2 separate regions of the Homo sapiens genome follow, and region 2 is linked to region 1. Evidence: read pairs that join two places in POLR2A ChIA-PET (ENCODE). Cell type or tissue: CD4-positive, alpha-beta T cell. All regions are shown on one strand.

Evidence for each region. Peaks named below come from ENCODE experiments on the same cell type or tissue, not always from the same donor. Only the 100,000 strongest peaks of a DNase experiment are listed, where the experiment ranks them.
Region 2: POLR2A ChIA-PET joins it to region 1 with 5 read pairs; 2 of 35 experiments call an interaction of 5 or more read pairs at or near these places.

The regions. Positions count from the first base shown.
Region 1 is chr3:56,723,106-56,727,105 of GRCh38, forward strand. No RefSeq gene overlaps it. Among named protein-coding and RNA genes, the nearest start is that of TASOR, 42 kb to the left of the region's middle. In CD4-positive, alpha-beta T cell, no CTCF peak of the experiment used is centred here; a DNase peak (open chromatin) is centred at 2,306; H3K27ac peaks cover 1,149 bases.
Region 2 is chr3:56,643,419-56,647,418 of GRCh38, forward strand. TASOR (transcription activation suppressor) reads right to left here. Exons shown (of 24, transcript NM_001365635.2): 14 at 3,104-3,805. Among named protein-coding and RNA genes, the nearest start is that of TASOR, 38 kb to the right of the region's middle. In CD4-positive, alpha-beta T cell, no CTCF peak of the experiment used is centred here; no DNase peak of the experiment used is centred here.

The DNA.
Region 1 (4,000 bases):
TGTGACCTCACGATAAGAGATGCAACCAGCCCAAGGAAATCCTCCAGGTGGGAGCTGGAGGAATGAATACTCTAAACTCACTCTTCTCCCTCTCACTGATATAATGACAGGATTTTCACTGGGCCAAACCAAACCAGAAACGTCAGGCAGGAGAGCCCATGATGAAGTACACACAGAAGAGTGAATCAGGGTGCATAGTGGATTTGGAGAAGTAAACAAAAATACGGGGCATAGCCCCATTCTAAGGTTTTTTTTTTTTTTTTTTTTGAGACGGAGTCTCGCTCTGTCGCCAGGCCGGAGTGCAGTGGTGTGATCTCGGCTCACTGCAACCTCCACCTCCCAGGTTCAAGCAATTCTCCTGCCTCAGCCTCCTGAGTAGCTGGGACTATGGGCACGCCACCACACCCAGCTAATTTTTTGTATTTTAAGTAGAAATGGAGTCTCACCATGTCAGCCAGGATGGTCTCGATCTCTTGACTTCGTGATCCGCCCGCCTCAGCCTCCCAAAGTGCTGGGATTACAGGTGGGATTACAGGCATGAGCCACCATGCCTGGCCCATTCTAAGTACTTTGGATGTATTACTACATTGAATCCTCCCCCAAATCCTATTAATTACCATTATTATTCCCAGATAAACAATGAAAGATGAAGGAAAATTCAACTGAACTGTGACATCTTCTGAGAGTTCAGAGAAGACACTGCCTTCATTAAATAAAAATAAGGGTGCTTTAAGTATAGAAAGAATGATAGAAAAACTTATAGTAGAAAAAAAAACTGATGGCAACCCTCTCCTCAAATTAATAGAAGGATCTGAAGACAAAGGTGAGGAAATCTCCTTGAGAGTTGAACAAAATATAAATAAATAAAAAGTAAGAATAAAGAGATTAAGACTATTTGAAAATCAATCCAGAAGTTAAGGCATAAAATCCAGAAGGTTCATCTCTCTTTCTGGAATTCCTGAAAGAGAAAATAGAAAATTGTGGGAATGAAAATATGTAAGAAAAAAAAATACAAGAAAAAATTCCAAATTATCTGGATTGAAAAGTCTCTCCAGGTATATAGTACAACGAATGAAAAAGACCCAGGCCAAGGCCACACTTTTGAGAAATTTCACATGTACGGTTTATTTTTTTTTATTTTTTGAGACAGAGTCTCACTGTGTTACCCAGGCTGGAATGCAGTGGTGCAATCTGTGCTCACTGCAACCTCCACCTCCCAAGTTCAAGTGATTCTCGTGCCTCAGCCTCCTGAGTATCTGGGATTACAGGCGCCTGCCACCATGCCCAGCTAATTTTTCATATTTTTAATAGAGACGGGGTTTCACCATGTTGGCCAGACTGATCTTCAACTCCTGGTCTCAAGTGATCTGCCCTCTTCGGCCTCCCAAAGTGCTGGGATTACAGGCATAAGGCACCATGCCTGGGCAACATGTACAAATTTAAAAGTGATTATTAAATAACAATGAAAACTACTAGCTCTTAGTATCTTTTTAAAAAGTGATTTCACATACAGTCTCACATTTAAATGGGCTTGAAGGGTCCAGTGTCCCTGGCAACAGAGAATAAAACACTTGTAGGATGTCATTTTCAAACCTTTCACAGATGAGAGAGCACAGTTCATTAATACCTAGGTATGTTTGCATGTGGACAAGCTTTGGAATGCATGTCCAGTTTCCTAGGCTAAGTGATTAGCTCTTAAAGATACAGTGCATGACTTCTAATTCCTTGCTATTCCCTCACGTCAACTGAAAACTGCTTTGACTAGGTAGGTCTGTGCAGCTGACTGATATATGAACCAAGCCTGGAGAAAGGAGATATGATGTCATGAGCATTTTTTTTTCCAACTTGTTTCCCTCAATACCCTTCAGGTACAGTGAATACGGTCACCTTTTCTCACTGTGTGCTCATGCGGACAAGGTTTTAAATTTTGATGATTGTCAGATTTTTACTGGTAGGTTTGGGCTTGGGTAACCCTCTTCCCTTCCAATAGTGTAGTTCTAGAATTCTGTCAATAAACAAGCTAGTGTGAATTAATTGAATCAGCTGCATCAATAAGGGGGGGTATTCAGTGTCTTCTCTCCTCAATGCCAAGGGGAACCAGGTGAGTGAAACTGATTGGCCAGACAGTTTCTTTGCCAAATCTTTGAGAGTCCTCAGGCTTTGGGAGAATTAGTAAAAAACGGACATGGACAGAATGTAAATGGAAAGTTGAACAGGCTCTTCACCAAGATGGTGGGTTGCAGTTTCCTGCAGCCACACAGTCTTTGTTGAAACAGGGCTGTGGTTATGAAGAGTTGTGCATTCTTAGCTGCCGCAGACTGTGCTGGGAATGGAAACTAAAGCAGTCAGTGGCGGTGACCACAACCCAGAAGCTGAAACCATGCTCTAATTTTACAGAAAATTGCTAGTTCTGGCTCTGTTCATTGCTTATGAGTTTTCATTTAGACTGCAAGGATTACATCTAGTTGTATGTGAAATAACATCTTGAAAATTGACTGAAGAAAAACCATTTAGCCCTCACTCATTTGTACTAACCCACAAAATGTCAGTACAAACATCTTCTAATATACTGTAAGATACATCCTTTAGCATTGACAGTCAGTACAATTATAGGAGTGAAAAACAGAGGGAATAGCCAAAGCAGCAGTGAGAAAAGAGGACGGACAAAAAAGATGAGGAGGAGGAGGAAGAAAAAAATTAGGAGAAGCGACTTTGCATTTGGGAAAAAATTTGGACTTATATTTATTTATGTGAATATCTTGCCAAATTTGGGAATTAACAGTATGTTAAAGAAAATGGTGAGAGCTGGCCGGGCGTGGTGGCTCAGGCCTGTAATCCCAGCACTTTGGGAGGCCGAGGCAGGCAGATCACAAGGTCAGGAGATCGAGACCATCCTGGCTAACACGGTGAAACCCCGTCTCTACTAAAAATACAAAAAATTAGCCGGGCGTGGCAGCGTGCGCCTGTAGTCCCAGCTACCTGGGAGGCTGAGGCAGAAGGATGGCATGAACCCAGGAGGTGGAGCTTGCAGTGAGCTGAGATCGCACCACTGCACTCCAGCCTGGGTGACAGAGCGAGACTGTCTCAAAAAAAAAAAAAAAAAAAAAAGAAAAAGAAAAAAAAGAAAATGGTGAGAGCTTATTGTAAAGATAAGACTAACTACCAGCCTTATTGGGCCAATGTGCTATTGAGAATTGGCTACTAACAGCTTAAAAATGTTTAGCCTTTTCATCTAAAAAACCTCACTCATTGTGGGACAGAGTACTAATCTTTTTTTTCTTTTTTGAGATAGGTTCTCACTCTGTCACCCAGGCTGGAGTGCAATGGTGTGATCACAGCTCACTGCAACCTCTGCCTCCTAGGCTCAAGGGATCCTCCCGACTCAGCCTCCTGAGTAGCTGGGACTATAGGCACATGCCATCAAGCCTGGCTAATTTTTGTGCTTTTGTAGAGATGAGGTTTTGCCATGTTGCCTAGGCTGGTCTTGAACTCCTGGGCTCAAGTAATTCACCTGCCTTGGCCTCCCAAACTGCTAGGATTAGAGGTATAGCCACTGTGCTCAGACTAGAAAGAGTACTAATCATTTTAATTAAAGTAGACTGAAATTCCAGTAAGAATTTCAAAGTGAAATTTGCCTTCTTTTATTTAGCCTCAAGTTCCTCAACAGTTACCTATATTAGCAGTGAGATTCAACATTTCTTTTCTATAACAACTATGACTTACCACTTGACTTTATACATAGTATGGATTCCAGATAGAGTTATTAAAAGTGAACACATAAATAAGTGAATGAATAGAGAATGCTTGAGAAAACAGATTTTAGAATTATGAGTTCTTGGACAGACTCAGAGGCTTACGCCTGTAATCCCAACACTTTAGGAGGTTGTGGCAGAAGGATCACTTGAGGCCAGGAGTTCAGGACCAGCCTAGGCAGCATAGTGAAACTTCAATCTTTACAAAAAATTTAAAAATTAGCCAGATGTGGTGGTGTGTACCTGTA
Region 2 (4,000 bases), 80 kb before region 1:
CCTCATAAAATGACTGGGCTCACCACCAAATCAAGATCAGGGTGTTTTAAAAGTTAGAATATGGCTGGGCATGGTGGCTCACGCCTGTAATCCCAGCACTTTGGGAGGCCGAGGCGGGCGGATCACAAGGTCAGGAGATCGAGACCATCCTGGCTAACACGGTGAAACCCCGTCTCTGCTAAAAACACAAACAAGTAACCAGGCATGGTGGCGGGCGCCCCAGCTACTCGGGAGGCTGAGGCAAGAGAATGGCGAGAACCAGGGAGGCGGAGCTTGCAGTGAGCCGAGATTGTGCCACTGCACTCCAGCCTGGGCGACAGAGCGAGACTCCGTCTCAAAAAAAAAAAAAACAAAAAAAAAAGTTAGAATACAACCTTGAAATCTCTACCTTCAGAAACAAAGTATGCAAAATTACTTAAAAAGAAATAAGTAAGAAACACCTAAAAATGCAAGTCTGATAGTCACTAGTTTTAGTTAAGCATTCTACCCTTCTTCCTCTGCTCCATTTCTCATTTGGTTTATTATAATTAGTATGGCTTTCTCATCATTTTAATTATTGATGAAGCCTGATTTTTACCCACAACTATTTTTTCACATACACAGAATTAGTTACCAACAAAAACAGTACCAAAAAATAAGTATCTTATTTATTGAGTGCATATAATGTGCTCAGTGACAGGAAATGCAGCAGTTTGTTGTCAACAATGCTTTGGAGTCAGTCAGAACTGACTTCGGATTGTGCCACTAACTTCATAACTTTTGGTAAAGTTATTTAACTTATCTGAGATGATTTTCTCATCTGCAAAATTAGGATAATAATGCCTATCACTCAAGAACTATTAATAAATGAGTTCATATACATAAAGTACCTAGCACATAGTAAACAGAGCTCTCAAGACATGTCACAAGATAAGACAGTATGTGTCAGTAAGTGCTAACAGGTTCAGCACAGATTGCAAATCCAGCATAAACTAGAGGAGACCATTAAGGAGAATAGACAGAAAGCTGAGGAGAATATGAACTGCAAAGATATAAGGCTTGAAAGAAATGGAAGCTACTTCAGGAAAAAAAAGAGGGAAATAAAAGACTGACCATGACATACTCTAGGCAGAGAGAGATGACCCTTAACCAAGACATGTGAGAGAACAGTGGGAAACATGGCTGGACATGGCTAGTCTATAACAAAGCCTTAAAAAGCAAGTATATAAGATGAGATTGGTAGCAAATTAGCAAAGCAATACTGAGAAGAACATGATACTGAAACGGGTGCAAGAAGGTAGTAAGTCAGGAAGGCCACCAAAGAGATAAAGAACACAGACAAAGAGTAACAACATTGCAAAGAGAAAGAGACACACAGGTTAACTAAAGAAAAAATCATTATAGTTACTGCAAAGAAAAGTAATGTCAAATAGAACTTTCTGCAATAATGGAAATGTTCTCTCTCTGTACTAATACAATGGTGTGGTTGTTGAAATGTATTTTAATTTCATTTTAATTCAAACTTAAATAAAAACATATGGCTAGTGGCTACCACATTGAATACCATAACAATAAAAGAAGTAAAAGGAGAGCAGGCTGAGCATGGTGGCTGACGACTGTAATCCCAGCACTTTGGGAGGCCGAGGCAGACAGATCACTTGAGGTCAGGAGTTCAAGACCAGCCTGGCCAACATGGCAAAACCCCGTCTCCACTAAAGATACAAAAATTAGCCAGGCACAGTAGTACGTGCCTGTAATTCCAGCTACTGGGGAGACTCAGGCACGAGAATCTTTTGAACCAGGTAGGCAGAGGTTGCAGTGAGCCAAGACTGAGCCACTGCACTACAGCCTGGGTGACGGAGTGAGATTTTGTCTCAAAAATAAATAAATAAATAAAAAGAGCAGGAAAGTGAAAAGTGAGGATACAAATACAGATTGCTAAGAGCAAAAGTGTAAAAAGACACTGATCTGACTAACCTAGACTAAGACACTGATCTGACTAACCTAGACTAAGACACACTGAATCTGAAGAGACAAGTTGCTTAATAAAAAGCATAAGAATATTCAGTTCTGCCATAATCAGAGGAGCAACAGTAACACAAAACGTGGATTGTTATGTCAACTTTCTATGAATGCAAAAGAACTCATTCTGTGCTTATCAACTAGTAGTGTGAAGATCTTAAAAATCTAGATAAAAGTGTTTTAGCTGACTTGCAATATTGAAACAAACACACTTAAAACAAGCGCCTTACATGTCTATCTTTTTCTGTCAACTAAAACAAAACAAAGGAAAAAAGAACAACAAAAAAAGAAAAACCCAAAGATATTCCTGGATTCTTGGGGTAGAAAAGAGTATGTGTATGCATATTTTATTTTCAAATTCAGAAGGTTCCTTTTCATTATGCAACAGCCTAAAAGATACTACTATTCTGATATTATACTTCTTCAACTATAAAAATAAAGGAATATGGCCAGGCGTGGTGGCTCACGCCTGTAATCCCAGCACTTTGGGAGGCCGAGGCAGGCGGATCACGAGGTCAGGAGATCGAGACCATCCTGGCTCACATGGTGAAACCCCGTCTCTACTAAAAATACAAAAAATTAGCCGGGCATGGTGGCAGGCGCCTGCAGTCCCAGCTACTCGGGAGGCTGAGGCAGGAGAATGGCATGAACCCAGGAGGTGGAGCTTGCAGTGAGCCGAGATCATGCCACTACACTCCAGCCTTGGGGAGACATCAAGACTCCGTCTCAAAAAAAATAAAGGAATATAAAAGGACAAGAGTTCTGATTAGTATTATTATGTCATGTTAACCTAAACCAAACAATTTAGAAATCTGATGTACCAGGGCAGGAATTGTAAAGTGTTTCCTGTACTGGGCCAGGTAGCAAATATTTTAGGCTTTGTGGGCCATACAGTCTCAGTGCCAACTCTGCCATGACAGCATGAGAGCAGCTACATACACATAAATAAATGGGCATGGCTGTATTCAAATACAACTTTCTTTACAAAAATAGTGGACAGGCTGAATTTGACCCTCAGGCTTTAATTTATACGCCCCTCTGCTACAAGAAAGAACAGAACTACTTTATTTTTGGCTGTTATAAGAGCAATCTGATATTTTACCTTCATACAGATGGCAATTTTCAGATAAATTACTGGTTTTGGCGAGCTTTCTCATATTTTCAGGTAGATCCTCAAGCTTCCTCTTCAAGACAGTTTTGCTTCTCATATCTTCTGTGTCTGAGTCCCCACCCACACTCTTTTTCCTACACTGAATTAAATTAATCAATTCTTTGACTCTATCCTTATCATAATCCAAAGAATGAGATGATCTTTGCTTTCCAGATATAATGGCTTCACCTCTTGAGTTATTTCGTTTTCCAAATTTCATTTTTGTACCATTCATTTCTTCTTCTTGACCTTCATAATCTGAAAGTGGACTAAACTGCTGAAGTTTTCTATTTTCTTCAAATAGTTCTTTTAATTTACAAATAGGTAACTGATACACTTCAGGCCGAAAAATATAGGCATGCAAACAAGTATCAATATGGGATTTATTTCTGGGAGCTGAGTATAAGAATTTTTTATCATCTAATCGTGAATCATATGGAAACATAATAAACTCTCGTTTACCTGAACCAAAACCTCGCTTAAAAAATTCACTTACATACTTTTCAACAACAGAATGAAAATTTATGGCGCTTATATTTTTGAATTCCTTTCGACACTGAATCAAAGAAAATTGTAAAAACTGAGCTATTTTTAATACATCTGGCATGCTCTCATGCCTCTCCTGTGGTGCTGCATTGGTTGAACCTTTTTGTGCTGTAAATAAAACAAACAAACAAAAAAGCAAACCATGTTAGCAATCAAGAAACTAATCAAATACAGATCTAAATATTGCCAAAGAAGTATAAAAACATTTATACATTAATGTTGAACCAGACGAGTATGTACCCTAGTACATATATACAATATAGCAAATATATGAATAGCATGCTTGTAAAGTCCAGGATCCTA